4 separate regions of the Homo sapiens genome follow, and regions 1, 3 and 4 are each linked to region 2. Evidence: read pairs that join two places in POLR2A ChIA-PET (ENCODE). Cell type or tissue: MCF 10A. All regions are shown on one strand.

Evidence for each region. ChIA-PET counts read pairs that join two places held together with the same protein. Peaks named below come from ENCODE experiments on the same cell type or tissue, not always from the same donor. Only the 100,000 strongest peaks of a DNase experiment are listed, where the experiment ranks them.
Region 1: POLR2A ChIA-PET joins it to region 2 with 20 read pairs; 3 of 35 experiments call an interaction of 5 or more read pairs at or near these places.
Region 3: POLR2A ChIA-PET joins it to region 2 with 25 read pairs; 15 of 35 experiments call an interaction of 5 or more read pairs at or near these places.
Region 4: POLR2A ChIA-PET joins it to region 2 with 16 read pairs; 8 of 35 experiments call an interaction of 5 or more read pairs at or near these places.

What each region holds. Positions count from the first base shown.
Region 1 is chr1:180,585,130-180,589,129 of GRCh38, reverse strand. No RefSeq gene overlaps it. Among named protein-coding and RNA genes, the nearest start is that of OVAAL, 28 kb to the right of the region's middle. RefSeq lists a silencer at 3,031-3,214. In MCF 10A, no CTCF peak of the experiment used is centred here; DNase peaks (open chromatin) are centred at 2,269 and 3,449.
Region 2 is chr1:180,529,187-180,533,186 of GRCh38, reverse strand. No RefSeq gene overlaps it. Among named protein-coding and RNA genes, the nearest start is that of OVAAL, 28 kb to the left of the region's middle. In MCF 10A, no CTCF peak of the experiment used is centred here; a DNase peak (open chromatin) is centred at 2,486.
Region 3 is chr1:180,861,304-180,865,303 of GRCh38, reverse strand. XPR1 (xenotropic and polytropic retrovirus receptor 1) reads right to left here. Exons shown (of 15, transcript NM_004736.4): 12 at 1,430-1,596. The region is part of intron 1 of LOC124904464 (a long non-coding RNA gene); the gene reads left to right. Among named protein-coding and RNA genes, the nearest start is that of LINC02816, 43 kb to the left of the region's middle. In MCF 10A, a CTCF peak has its summit at 1,926 (motif pointing right); a DNase peak (open chromatin) is centred at 1,933.
Region 4 is chr1:180,634,376-180,638,375 of GRCh38, reverse strand. The region is part of intron 1 of XPR1 (xenotropic and polytropic retrovirus receptor 1); the gene reads right to left. Among named protein-coding and RNA genes, the nearest start is that of XPR1, 4.4 kb to the right of the region's middle. In MCF 10A, a CTCF peak has its summit at 2,064; a DNase peak (open chromatin) is centred at 2,065.

The DNA.
Region 1 (4,000 bases), 56 kb before region 2:
CAGGGTGGTGGCTCATGCCTGTAATCCCAGCACTTTAAGAGGTCAAGGCAGGAGGATCACTGCCAGAAGTTCGAGACTAGCCTGGCCAAAACAGTGAGACCCCATCTCTTAAAAAACAGAAAGAATGGCTGAGCACGGTGGCTCATGCCTGTAATCCCAGCACTCTGGGAGGCCAAGGCAGGTGGATCATGAGGCAAGAGATCGAGACCATCCTGGCTAACATGGTGAAACCCTGTCTCTACTAAGATTACAAAAAATTAGCCGGGCCTGGTGGCGGGTGCCTGTAGTCCCAGCTACTTGGGAGGCTAAGGCAGATGAATCACTCAAACACGGGAGGCGGAGGTTGCAGTGAGCCAAGATGGCGCCACTGCACTCCAGCTTGGGGGACAGAGTGAGACTCTGTCAAAAAAAAAAAAAAAAAAACAGAAAAGAAAAGAAAGAGAGAGAATCAGAAAGGTTAGGAGATTTGTCTGAGGTTACAGAGTTAATTAGTGCCAAGTCTAAGACTTTGCTAACTTTGCTAACACCATAGCTTTCTCTATCTTGGTTAGTACATGTCAATATGATAAGGTCATTAATAACAGACTTCATAGTTGCTTGTGGTTGAGAGTTCAGAATAAAATCAACAATGACCATATCTCCTAAATGACTGTTTCAAAACCCTTTACAAGGCAGCCAGGCCCACGTGAAGTATCTAAGAAAGGATAAATTATATCAGTAAGTGTTAGAAATGTAAAATGTTTGTTCTTTGGTGCCACAAGGAAAAATCAGCATTTAGACAAAAAGTTGTCTTAGCAAGGCAATTTTTACTTTCTGCAGAAAGGGTGTCCCTTGCAGATGGGACAATGGCAAGGGCACACACAGAATAAACAGACACCAGAATATTTATTACTTACACGTGAGGTCCTTATTGCTGTGTCCTGTCTCCATTGGCTGGAGCCAGACCTCATGAAACCTGACTGGCTAATAATTTAAAACTTTTAAAAATAGGTAGAAAAGTAATAATATTCCTAAGTAAGGAAGGGACACAGGCTGTGAGCTGGGACATGCCTATGAGCGTGTCCAACACAAATATTTTGGTTAAGGTTCAAGGACATAGAATGTACTATGCCTGTGAGCATGTCTAACAGCTACATAGGATAGGGCTTAACAAAGAGTTATTAGCATAAAGCAAGGAGGCTTGAAGGAAGTTAGTCTTTAAAAGAAACTATTATTTCTAACACTTAAGATTTATTTTTAAACTTTGAAGAGGAAACTTTTTACTTTCTACAGTAAGTCACTTCATGTGTTGTTTTTCTTGAAGCCAGCTGAATTGTTGGTTCAAATCATTCTGAAGATGAAGTCAAAAGCATGCCCTGGATCTTTAATAATGAGTCACATTCCCTTTCTTTCCCTTGGCAGAAAAACTTGGCCATTGACATATTGAAAAGAGAGTTATACGTTCTTAGAGGGCTTCTTCTGTCTCCTGGGGTACATTTGCAGGACAAGTTAAGGAGAATTTTCATTATGGAAAATTTGACATTAATTCATTTACTCTAGTTATGCATTCTTGTTTTTATGTATTTAAAAAGAAAAAACATTTCCTCTGAATAAATGGAACAATAATATGGCTTGTTAAATGTAACTGACAGGATTCGAGCTCCTGTTCTATCAATTACTGAGCCTTAGTTTCCTCATCTATCAAAGTGGAACACTAACACTCACAGGGGTTATGAAAATTTTTTGTTGCTTGCTCTGCATCTATTCCCCAAATTTCCATCTGGAGATCCTTCTCCCCTAGTCTCTATCCTTCTGGTCTAGTTAAGGCTCCTCCACCTCCCTCCAGGAATGGAGGCCGGACACAGTGGCTCACGCCAGTAATCCCAGCACTTTGGGAAGCCAAGGCAGGAGGATTACTTGAGCCCAGGAGTTTGACACCAGTCTGGGCAACATGGTGAAACCCCACCTCTACAATAAATACAAAAATTAGTCGGGCATGGTGGAGTGCACCTGTAGTCCCAGCTACCCTGGGGGCTGAGGTGGGAGGATCCCTTGAGCCCAGGAGGTCAAGGCTGCAGTAAGCTGTGATTGCACCACTGCATTCCAGCCTGGGCAACAGAGAAAAAAAAAAAAGTCTAAAAAAAATAGTAAGAAGAAGAATGCAGACCATGACTCAGGACAGACTCTTCAAAGCCCCTGGCCATGAGGCCAATTCAGAGATGAGTATGTGATGCTGTCTAATTAGAGTACATCTGAGCACTCAGGAGGAAGCTGAGTGCCACTCCTGAGTGCTGCTTTCTACTTCCTGCTGAAATGGAGATGCTGGAAGACTGTCTGGCTGGAGCAGCTCCAGCCACCTGCCCCCACGGGGAACCTGAGAACAAAGCCAACACACAAAGGAAGGTGGATCCATGCCAGGAGATGGAGGGAGTCAAGGTTCTGATAATGTTGTTTGAGTCCAGTCATGTATGAAGGCAGCCCTGTTCCTGAGCTTCCCAGTTTTGTAAACCAATAAATGCTCTTTGCGTTTACACCTATTTGGTTTAGGTCTATCAAGAGGATCCTAAATGATATTCTACCTAAATTTAAGAATTAAAGAAAATAATGTAAAGTGCTCAGCAAAATACCTGGTATAGTAAGTGCTCAGTAAAGGTTAGCTTAATTGTGCCTATTATGGAGTTTAGTTCAGAAAAGAGAGGACTCCATAATTATTGTGAATATCAAGTGAACTCCTTCAGGCATGGCAAAGAGCCAGTCTTATTGGTAGGTTGAATCTCACGAGATACGAAATAAGCAATTTCAAGAAGTCTTTCCTATCCTTAACACCTCTCTGCCTCCTTGGCACTGAGAGCCCCAGATGTCAAAAATTGTCATCAATCCCTTTGTTTTCAGACATTTAAAGAGGAGTTTCTCTTTTAGCTATAGCACCTGCACGAATGAGTCCATGAGCTCCATTCCTGAGGGCGGATTTTGAGAGTGGCCTATAGAGATAGCAGAGTCCCCTGGCTGCCCTGAGAGATGAAGAGAGACACAGCCACAGAAGAGGTGACGGACGGAAACTCCTGCCATCTTCCTATGCAGTTTTGGCCTGGCTGTCCTTGCCAGGCACCCTCAAGAAGCTCCAGCCTCAGATTTTAAAAGCTGTGTAACTTTTTGAACTCAAAGAAAGATCTTTGGCTAAAATGGCCCCCCAAAACCTTTGTTAAACAAGCACAGTATGTAACCCAGTCCTCTTCTTCTGCCCGGGCATCCCCCAGATACTGCCCTTTGCAGTAGAAGCAGCCCAAGGTGTCGGGGCCCATGACAAGGGAATCAAAACTTTTCTCTTGTCAGGTGTGTGTGAGGAGGTACCTTGGTCATCTGTGATTCTTGCCTTGCCAAGCAGATGGCTGGAGACTAAGAATGGAGAAGCTGCCTAGAGGGAGTACAGAGTAAATATTTTAAAGTTCTGTCGGAACAAGGTCAGACATGCTCCTGGGTAAGGACCTGAGTCATATTTCAAAGAAATGAGGCAGAGCTTCCTGGAAGCCACAGTCGAAACAACTTCAGACATCCAGTTTAACCCGAGAGGTTTGAATTCCTTCCTTTCTCTTATCTTTCTTTCCTTTTTTCTTTTGTTCACTTTTAGCTCCAGTTTTCTTTCTTTCTTTTTTTTTGAAACAGAGTCTCACTCTGTCACCCAGGCTGGAGTGCAGTGGCGTGATCTCGGCTCACTGCAACCTCCACCTCCCAGGTTCAAATGATTCTCCTGCCTCAGCCTCCCGAGCAGCTGGGATTACAGGCGCCCACCACCACAGCTGGCTAAGTTTTGTATTTTTAATAGAGATGGAGTTTCACCATGTTGGCCAGGCTTGTCTCGAACTCCTGACCTCAGGTGATCCGCCTGCCTCAGCCTCCCAAAGTGTTGGGATTAGAGGCATGAGCCACCGTTCTCAGCCAGTTTTCTTCTTTTTAATCATACATACCACCCCGTGCCAAAGTCTCATTCTGTCGATGTGTGTAATTTCCAGCTCAAAGTCCC
Region 2 (4,000 bases):
TGAGATGTGAACTGGGTTGGTAACAGTTAAGCAGCGTATCTGATGGGAGGAAAACTGGAGTTAGGAGTTGGGAAAGTGGGTAGCATATATATCCTGAATACTTAGAAATGCAGTAGATGCACCAGGGCTTTGGGAGAGCCTTGTGGCTGAGAAGGGTGCTTGCCAATTGTAGTGAAGATATCAGGAGACCAGACAGATTCACAGTGGAGAACATCTACTCTTCCCTCCTAACTCTGTCAGGAAATGGGACTTGGGCAGACACCCGGAGAGGCATCATGAAGTGGCTGGCAGAATCACGCAAACTCAGGGCAATTTCTTAGATTCGACCCCCTGTTCTGTCTCTAGTTGCATGGGCTGGGAAGCCAGAGAGTGGTGTCTTCAGTAGCCCTGAGAGCAAAATCCCAGGTAATTCCTATCAGATTCCACAGTCTCCTATTTAACAAGACTAATACCCCTCTTTTTACTCAACAAACCTGGTTTGAGTAAGTTCATGAATTGGATATGCCTTCCCGGTTCTCCCTGTAAAGGAAGGAGTATGTATGGGTAGCTGTGAAGAGTGTGGGCTTTGGAGCCAGACTGCCAGAGTTCAAATGCCAGCCCCACCACTTAGTAGGTAGCCACATACTGTCTCAATTTCTTCATCTGTAAACTGGGAATAATAATAATTTCTAGCTCAGGGTTGTTGTGAGGATTAAATCCAATAATATATACATATGTACATATATACACACACACATACACACATACATACATACTTCTTAACACACTACCTGGCACAGAATAAGTACTCAATAAATTGTAACTATAGTAATAATAATAATTTTTATTCTTAATATTTGAAACATGATATTATCATTCTTGGTCAAGCTGAGGAAAATTGGAATGTCAAAGACATCCTCTATATAAATGTTTAAATCAAAAGTTCTTTCATAGAGTGTTTGACCTTCATATCTCCCTTTTAAAAAATGAAATTAGTTGCGTTTATTCCTAATCAGAAAGTGATACTTGAATGCAATATAAAATTTGGATATTTCAGAAAGCACAGACATACCCATTGTAATTGTTTGATATGTGACAACCCTTAAATATGGAGATATATGTATATATCTTAAACAAAACCACTTCGTACTTACAGTTTTATAAGCAGCTTTTTTCACTCAACAATATTGTGTGAATACTGTGAAATTTGTTCTTTGAAAAAACATGATGTTTAATTTCTGCATACATTTGACTGATGACTATGGAATCACTTAATGCTGTGTTGTTGAACATTTAGATTGTTTCCAGTTTTTAACCTATTAAACTTATAATGCATATTTCTTCAGTATAATATTTCAGTAGAGAAAGTTATGAACCTTTTATGACTTTTGGTTCATGTTGCCAGATTTCCCACTAGAGCAGTGGTACCAATATACATTCTTCTAGTAGTATTTGAGTATTGAGTATTGACTTTTTAAATGTCGATTTTTCTGAATACTATAAAAATGTTTAGCCTGGGCAACATAGAAAGACCTCGTCTGTACAAAATTTTTTTTTTAAATTAGCTGGGCATGGTGGTGCACCTGTAGTCCCAACTACTCAGGAGGCTGGGGTGGGAGGATTGCTTGAGCCCAAGAGGTCGAGGCTTCAGTGAGCCATGATCGCACCACTACACTTCAGCCTGAGTGATAAAGACGCTGTCTTTTTTTTTTTTTTTTTTAAAAAAAAAAAGGCCGGGCCTGTAATCCCAGCATTTAGGGAGGCTGAGGCGGGCAGCTGGCTTGAGCCCAGGAGTTCGAGACCAGCCTGGGCAGCATGGCAAAACCCTGTCTCTACAAAAAATACAAAAATTAGCCAGGCATGGTGGTGTTTGGGCCTGTAGTCCCAGCTACTCAGGAGGCTGAGGTGGGAGGATCCATTGAGCGCAGGAGGTCGAGGCTGTGATGAGCAGTAATCATTCCATTACACTCCAGCCTAGACAAAAAAGTGAGACCTTGTTTTTATTAAAAAAAAAAAAAAAAAAAAAGGAATTGGCTGGGCTTGGTGGCTCACGCCTGTAATCCCAGCACTTTGGGAAGCTGAGGAGGGTTGATTGCCTCAGGTCAGGAGTTTGTGACCAGCCTGGCCAACATGGTGAAACCCTTTCTCTACTAAAAACACAAAAATTAGCCAGGTGTGGTGACACAAGCCTGTAATCCCAGCTACTCGGGAGGCTGAGGCAGGGGAATTGCTTGAACCAGGAAGGTGGAGGTTGCAGTGAGCCAAGATCGTGCCACTGCACTCCAGCCTGGGCAACAGAGCGAGACTCCATCTCAAAAACACACACACACACACACACACAGAAAGAATCAAGACTTTAGGCTTCTGGTTGATATGAGATTCCAGCAGCTAAACGTGGGCAATGAGTAGAGAAAGTGGTGCTTTGATTAAACTCTGCCCTCCTGCTATTGCTACATGGCATTTCCTTACAGTACAGAGTCAAAAGGGAATTTCCGGGATTGCTTTGTCTCTTGGCTTGTTAGGAGTGCAGCAAATGCGGTCCCACAACTATGTGAAGAGGAGGCTTGCTGGTAGGGAGTGGTCAGGACTGGCGGTCAGGAAACCTGAGTTTCCTGCAAATGGACAAAGGCATTTGTTAAGTAATATTGAATAGTAGCTAAGAAATAATATTCCATTTAGTAAGATTGAGGTCACAGTTGCCAACGTATTAAGATCAACTATTGTTAATGATTTTGCCTTAATGAAAATGAGTTAGAAATCCAGCTCTTTGAGGATAAGCTCTAAGTAGGGACTGAGCGATTGGGATTTAGGGTGCTTCATGCTTTAGGCAGCAAAGCCAGTTATTGGGAGATTGTCATATCGACTTTGCCTTGAAGGGTTCTCTCTTTGCCTGAATATCAGATCATGGCCTTCTTAGAAAAGTGCTCCGTGACATTTTATTGATTAGCCTTCAAAAAAGAGCATAGCAGTAGGGAGAGGTCGGGCCAGTCTCCCTCAGTCCTCTGGGCCGGCCGAAGCCCAGACACCTTCACAGGATGATGGAGACTTGGCAAAATGCTGTATTCACCTGGGAGGGTCCTTGTGTACCCGACTACAATTCTGAAGATACTCAGTATGGTTGCCTGAGACTTCTCCTGGTCAGCTCTTCCCAATATTCTTTTCTCCTCCCTCCCTGACACCCTCCCCTTAACACCTCCCCACTCTGCCACCCCCATATCACTTGCTGGAACACCTATTTCCTCATCTTATTTGAAAAAATGTATTATATTGTCAAATAAATCAAACTGTTCAGGAGGTGTAGCAGAAAAAGCCCTTTGTCCCCATACAGAAGGCACTTATAAAAATCTCACCCATTATCTTCCAGGTAATTTTTCCTTTAAATACTTTTCTTTCATGGAGAACATTCCAAGTGACAGTAAAAACAGAAATAGTTCATTTGGAAGACACAATATAACAGTATTTTCTTAGGGTATTAAATAATGATCCTCTAATTGCTGAACTTAAATCACACAAAAATGCTAGACATAAAAGTCACCTTTTAAAAGGAAGCTTTGCACATACCTCATTTTCCCCCAAATAGCCACCTCTATGATTCCTTTGTGTTGTAGAAAAACCTGTCATTTACAAAGTGCTTTTGTATACATTTTCTCACTTGGTCATTATGTGTTAAGGCAGGCTAGAGCACAAATCTTAGCTCACTGTAGCTTCAAATTTGTGGGCTCAAGTGATCCTCCCACCTCAGCCTCCCGAGTAGCTGAGACTACAGGTACACACCACCACGTCCAGTTAATTTTTTATTTTTTAAAATTTTTTGTAGAGATGAGGTCTCTCTGTGTTGCCCAGGCTGGTCTCAAACGATCCGCCTGCCTCGACCTCCCATAGTGCTGGGATTACAGGCGTGAGCCCCTATGCCCAGCCGCTCATTTTCTAAATGAAGATGCTCAGAGAGGTTGGGTGAGTTGGCCAAGGACACCCAGCTCCCTGCAGCTCGGGTTTGCTTGCTCCTGGTTCTGTGCATGTT
Region 3 (4,000 bases), 330 kb before region 2:
CTATCTACTCTCTGATTATTAATTTTCTTTTCAAATTAGATTTATAAAAATATGTCTAATATCTTGGTCATATATTCTAATTTCTCACATTGGGGGTATTGCTATAGTTTAGGTAAAAAAGATCACTGTCAACAACTCTCCCCTTTTCCCCTTTATTTGTTCATCTGAAGTTACTCTACATATCATTCTTTGAATTCACCATTCCTCACACCTGAAAATGGCCTTCCCTACTTACCAATTGAATATTACACATCCATACACTTTTCCAAATACAATTTTAAGGTTCTAGTGACATGCTGATAGAGTAGAAAATGTTAGTGACCTAATCTACACTTCCCTCTCCATCACAGAATTTTAGACTGGGAAAAGATCAAGAGATAATCTAGTTTAACATACTTACCTCATAAACAAGAATCCACTATAGTCTGGTTGCAGACAATTATATAGCTAGTTAGTGAAAGAGCTGGGATTAGAATTTACATTCACATTCAGGATTACCAGTTCATTGTTTAATTTCTTTCAAGGTCTAATCATGGTATTTATCCTTTACTAAAATATCTGAGTACAGATATTTTTGATTTTTTGACTTTTTAATTCAGCCCCTCTTGTCTTTTTATTAATACATAGAAAAAATCCTAAAATAATTCCTAAAGAATTATTCCTAAAGAATTATCTATGTTTTCTGATTGAAATGGCACTTGATTTTAACAAATATTAGATGAAATAAATGAAAGGAGAAGTCTTCTTGATGCAATCAAGCAGAGTCAGCCACTCCTTCTCCTTTGTCTTTTCATGACACTTTTCATTTAGTCAAGTATTTATTCATTCATCCCAGAAACATTAAGTCTACTATAGACCAGTAATTATGCTTGGAAGTGAAGAATATGGACACCTAAGCACATTATTATAATACAGTGTGATAACTGCTATAATGGTAGTTTATATAGGGTAAAAAAAGATTAAGATGAATAGCTGACTATGCTAGGAAAAATAAAGAAAGGCTTCTTGGAGAAAGTAACACTTAAACTGACTTTTAAAGAGGAGGAACAGGTGTTTACAAAGCAGACGAGAGAGAGTGTTTCAGACTGAGGGCATTCCATGTTCAAAAACAAATCATAAACTACAGTAAGTTATTTATTCTTCCATTCCAGTCTTTATCGCATTGTATTGCAATTTGTTTACTTATCTGAACATAGTTTATGGCTTTCCTTGAGAATGAGAATTTTACTTTGTTTTGATTTCCTATAGTACCTAGCATATAGTAAACATCTAATATATTTTTGCTGACCGAATGAATTAGTATTTTTGTTAATTATTTTTCTAATTATATTAGAGTAATATAATTAGAGGTTGGGTCTGTACTGCAACAGGATTAGCTAGTGGTATACCTAAGTTTGTTCTTTTAAACAAACACACTCTTTATACATACTTTTTGGGGGTATACAATCTCTTCCCGGAGGAAAGTGTTCTCTCCAGCATTCTTATCGAAGAGACCCCAGTCCATCTTGAGATCCCAGATGAGGGTATAGCAGGAACTGATGATATAAAAGACAATCCACAGGTAAAAGAACACCATAGTGTCCGAGTGACCTCGTTCTGAAGAAAGAAGAGGGAAAGAGAAAAGAGAAAATTACTACATTTAAGTAAAATTTTTCATTAATAACACTAATTAAAACAGATTCTTAAAATAGCTCCATAAGAAAGCAAAGCTTTAAACAGATCGTAGGAAGATCACTGTCTAACAAAGGTTAAATAATAAATATGATTTCCCTGAGGTCCAAAGCAATCATCAAACATTTATTGAATACATAACACTTACACAAATGTATAAAAGTTTTGGAGGCTCTATGCTGAATACATAAAAATCTGTATAATTGCAATGAAGGCGTCGAATGTTACAAAAGATGCAATTTTAACTTTTGCCATCAGGTGGCAGCCTAGTGCAAAATATGAAAAAGATTCCTGAAACACTACTAACAAGGAATGTGCATTTGCTTCAAGAAATTCTTGGATTGTTTTTACTTTAGAACATTTCCTTCATACACTTAGATGTTGTCCATACTTATCATGATGGCAACCAGATAATCCTAAGTCTAGATAAAATGCCCGAAAACAACAGAGTGATAAGGATTTTACCCTTAAGGATATGTATGAAAGCAAATTTCTCTCAAGTCACAAAGCAAAGTATGATATTTTAGCTTTTCTTAGAGGGTGTTTATTGATACAAAGGCCTAATTTGCTGGGAACACTATAAAGTAACCTTTGGCTTTATGCTGAAAATACTTATTATAAGGCACACTAAATGAGAATAATGATTCACAAATATAGTTATACAATTTAATCATTTCTGCTTCATATACTATCTAATGAAATTCTTCTTTGGTAAGCTCTAGAGTCCATTGTGAAATGTCTCTAGGTGTGCTATAGGTATATAACTACTAATATGGTTCTGCATCACCAGGAAAAAAAGGCGTACAAATCTAATTCAAAAAAGTTTAAATTTTGGTCAGTTTCTCAAAGATATAGAAAGTGAAGGATATATCATGCATCGTTCATAATTTTTTTCTGTTAAAATAAGCAAGTGTTCATTAACCACTTTTAGGTTATATTAATGTGTTAATAAGTACAGTATGATTTAAAGGCACCCCTTAGAAGTTTATAATCTAGAGAGTGAAACATTCATTCATTATAAATTGATAAATTTGAGCTCAAAATGAAGTATAAACAAAGGGCTATGAGAGCACCAAGGCAAATGGGAATGTTTCCAACAGTAGGAAGTAAGAGAAAGCAGCATTTGAGTTAGTTCTAGAAGGATAAATAAATAGTATTGCAAAAGTCAGGCAGATAAGGTGAGGTCATTCGAGGCTGAAGGAAGATACTGAGAAGGCAGATAATGAGAAGGTGGGGGGAAGTACAGGTGTGTTTGAGAAGCTACAAGTTACCTACATCTAGTGTAGGTGACATATAGAAGATGTGAGAGAAATGGTATGATTTAAAATGAGGCTGAAAAAGACTCATCTGGGTCTGACTGTGGAACGCCTTCGTGGGCTTTAGGATCAGATCTGTATTTTAGAAAAACAACTGGTTGGCAAATTACTTGCAATCAATTAGTTAAAAAAAAAATAGTTGCCTTGGAGCTTCAGTGTTGTGTGAACATCAGTTCTCATCAGCTTATGAGAGGCCAATTGTTAAATTTTCAGAAACTCTGGAAGCTGGTTGTCAAACTCAGTCATTATTAAAAATTAACTTACATAACTTTATAAATAGCTATATTAAAACAAAGGTAACACATACTCAAAATTCATTACTTTTTAATTTTATTAATTTTTGCTTTTATTCTCGAGGTTGGATGTATTTATTGTACTTGCATGATGGAAATACTGTATAATGCTGTGCTACTGTACATCTTTTCCTCACTCCACATTCAGTGTTATCATCTTAGTAGCTTGAAATTGGCTATAGTGGAAGTATTTACACCGTGGAAATCAGCAAACACTAGGAATCAATGCTCCTTATCCCCACTCCCACCCAAGAGCTGGTTTCTTGAACATATACTAGCACATCACTGTTTAGCTGCTTCTCTTAGAAAGGCAGTGGTAGGGAAAGAAATTGGTATTTCTTTAAATGGTCCACATGTGATTCTCATGAATAGCCCAGCTCTGATATAATCACATTTTCACATTTAAACTATTTCCACAAAAATTTTTCTTCATTAAAAACAAATTGAGCTGAATATTTATACTACAACATTATGTCATAAATTATCAACTTAAAATGCCTAAAAAATTATTTACTTACTATCTAGGTATAGTTCGTGTGTTCTGACATGTATTTATTTCATTCTATGTGCAGATATAGGGTCTAGCTGAGAAGTGTCATTCAATAATTCACATCATGGCTACATTAAAAAAGATACTACAATTCATCTACTAAGGTTCACAAAGAATAAAGCAAATTTGGCAACTTAGTAAAATTCACTCCTCATATTTTCAAAACAAGA
Region 4 (4,000 bases), 110 kb before region 2:
TTGGGCAAAGTCTTCCAAACTTTTATTATGTCAAATCCCTATTTAAAAAAAGTTTTATTATGTATCTCCAATATATGCATATTTATTTATTAATTATACCCATCTGTATCTGTGTACAATGTAAAACAAAATTGTTTAAAATAGAAGTTTTAAAAAGATGACACAAGGATGAAATAATTTCTACCTTTCATTTATGAACAGTACAAAAATATTTTTGATCTAAGAAATTATCAATAACAATGCTTTGAGAGAACATAACTGAAAAGTTTCATTTTTTTAATCTTCATTAAAAAAACAAAAAAGTTTTTTAAATAAATAAAACCTTCATTTAACATTTTATGATACAGTGTTTCAAAGGTCCAGTTCAAAGTTCAGGATTCATTTGATTTTGAAACTTAATTAATGGCTATAAACTGAAAAAACAGACCTTACAAAGGCAGAATACTCATAATATATACACTTACAGTCAAGTTCATTGTGACTGACAGTAGATGTAAAACCTTACTTCAAAGAGTTAGCTTAGGCCAGGAGTGGTGGCTCATGCCTGTAATCCCAGCACTTTGGGAGGCTGAGGCAGGCGGATCACGTGAGAACAGTAGTTCGAGACCAGCCTGGCCAACATGGTGAAGCCCTGTCTCTACTAAAAATACAAAAATTAGCTGGATGTAGTTGCGCGCGCCTGTAATGCCAGCTACTTGGGAAGCTGAGGCACAAGAATGGCTTGAACCTGGGAGACGGAGGTTGTAGTGAGCTGAGATCAGGCCACTGCACTCCAGCCTGGGTGACAGAGCAAGACTCCGTCTCAGGAAAAAGAAAAAAGAATTAGCTTAATAATTTTTAAATTTTTGGCGAACTTCTTGTCAAGTCTACTAAAGTGTTATTGTTTTTATCTGTAATTTGGCTGCCAAAAAGCTAGTACTAGAAGGAGAAACCTCAGCTCTGTTGTCATTTTCTTGTTGTTCACTTGTGCTTGCATTATTGGTATTACTGTTATGGAATCTTTACAGGAGTCTTTTTAAGACATGTCTATTTCCTAGCGGTTGATTTGGCTAAAACTAGATAATAATTTATAGATTCATTTAATTATGCACCCATAACTGGATTAATGATTATCTGCCAAAGCGAACAAACAAGTGAAAAAGCCACTGGCAATCCTTCTGTTTTCTTCAGTATACCTGTGCATGACCTCCTTAGCAGGGGTACTGCATCAATCCATTTATTAAATACTAGTAAAATTGTATTTCTTCCTTTTCTTATGCATAAAAATAAGTAAAATTAACAGTTCTGTCTTCCCTTACTTTTCCTTTTTTTTTTTTTTTTTTTTTGAGATGAAGTCTTACTCTGTTGCCAGGCTGGAGTGCAGTGGCACAATCTCAGCTCACTGCAACCTCCGCCTCCCCGGTTCAATCGATTCTCCTGCCTCAGTCTCCCGCGTAGGTGGGACTACAGGCATGCACCACCACACTCAGCTAATTTTTGTATTTTTAGTAGAGATGGGGTTTCACCATGTTGGCCAGAATGGTCTCAATCTCTTGACCTCAAGTGATCCGCCTGCCTCGGCCTCCCAAAGTGCTGGGATTACAGGCGTGAGCCACCGTGTCCAGCCCCCTTACTTTTCTAATACTGTCTTCTCTTTACTCCATGGGAGTTTTGGGCACACTCCTTTGGGGCCTACAACTCAAATATACCTGAAATCCTTACCCAGCACAACTCAATCATTCTCTTAAATGCTTCCCAGATTAGGACTGAATTTGAAGCTAGGACTAAGTTTCCATGGTCACCCCAGGTCAAATAAGATTCTTAGGTTCTTATGATCTGGGCCTTCACCCAAAAGCTGATCCAAAACCAACCTTCAGGATAAACGGACAAGTATAATCTTTCCAGCATACTCACGCTGACACACTTAAAGATGATAAAGAATAGTTATAGCTTCCTGTCTTTACAACATTCATTCACTCACTTAAGAAACATTTGTAAATGCCAACCATCTCATTGACGCAATCATTTACAAGTGTTATCTTAAACACACTATACTATACTTTGATTTACAAAAGTGTCTGAAAGAAAAAGTGTGGTTTGTGCCCCATCGGGTGGCCAAACTGGATATTTCAAACAAGTTGCAGCAACTCAAGTTAAACCTACCTAATCAACATAATACCTTTGGGAAACTGAAGCCTGTAACACAAGTGTTCCCATGGGAGAGTTCTATAAATGAAAATCGTTAATAATGTTATGGTAATGTCTCCTTATACCTGAATATAATGGAAGTGTAGTTCATGCAGAACCTCTCCTTTCCAAAATCCTGCAATAAAAAATTAATTCATCGTCATCCCTTTTTAAGTTAAATAAGAGAGTTTCACTGGGTTAACATCTTATTCACAGATCAAAATATCAAAAATTTTTGAAAGGATATTATTAATTTTAAAGGATGCTATTAATACTCCTGTTAAGTTCTGTCCTCTTCATATACCAAACATAATAAAACCATTTAAAAACACAGAATTTTAGAGCTGGATGAGTCCTTAAATAATACGGGGGTTGTGAGCTTAGAAATCAAGTCCAATTCTCTAACATTAAAGAAACTCAGATGTTTCTTAGCTAAAAGAAGAAATGGTTTCATCAGGATCACACAGTGTGACCGGACTCTCAATGCTTACACATGCTCAAGAGACATATACACATATTCCTAAACAAGTGGCTTAACCCCTCTGGACCTTAGTTTCCTTGCCTGGAAAAACAAGGTAGATAATCTTTAAATTCCCTTTTAGCTCTAAAATCCTGTAATTTAGAAACCTTGTTATTTTATTACAAAACAAAGGATACACTGAAAAAAATCATTCCTGGGTCCTGAGAAACCAAAGAAACACAAGGCCCTAGGGAAAGTCAGCAGCCTAAGGCACCAAATATATTTGCTTCTTCTGCTAATATTCTGCAAAATATTAACATGGTCATATTAGTCTATTTGGTTGAAACCAGTCTCAGTTAATTTTGATTAATCAATTGCAGAGCTTTAAAATATATAGTCACTAATTCTAAATTTTAAAAAAGCTCTTACAAAGATTTACCGGTGTTCTATTTTACATGTCAAAATTTATACTCAAACAGATTACTGGAAACAGGAATAGTCTCGGCTTGTTTGTGTTTATTCTTTGCACAAACTACTTACAAATGGATTGAAGAGATTTTCTTTATATGGCTTCTCCATGTTGGTCTGTTATTTTATGCTTTATTATTCTGCCTATGAAGACTGAATCTATGAACACCACAACTTATTTTTAAATTAAAAAACATAATAATTTTCAGGATATTGATGGGTTATTATCATTAATAATTTTATCAGTTCAAGGAATAAAAGCCATTAAAAGTTAAATCAAAAACATGACCTATAATGGACCTTGAAAAGCTCTGGCCCTATATACTTACTTTATGGAAGAAGAGCGAGCCCGGGAAAGGCAAAAAAGATTGTCCCCAGGTCTCATGGCTAACACATACAAAAACTAGTATTTACTGTGCTACAATATATACATATTATATATAATTAAATATAATTACAGATGTAAAACAAAATTTTCAGATTCTAATTCTCTGCTTATTTCAAGTAATATTTAATATAGCAAAATGACACAAAAACCAAAGAAGCTGAACAGTTCACATTGATTCACGATACTAGAAAGCACCCTAGGCTAGAAACCAAGGGTAAAATACAAAAATTTCACCACCAGTGCTTGAAAAACAAATCCCAGCATCTGTTCTACTGATAGCATTTTAAGAGCATCATCTTCATATGAGAAACTACAATTTAATTCATTATGAAAAGGTCCTTTTCTCTAGAGAATTTTTATGGATGTCCTTTTTCCCCAAAGTTTTAAACTGCTAAAATTCCTGGACTCTAAAGACTCTTATTTACATCTCTCTATTACTTTTAAAGGAATAGCACCAACTCTTCAGAAACAACACACAAAACAAGATTCCAACCCTATAAAATATTGGTTGATTCCAA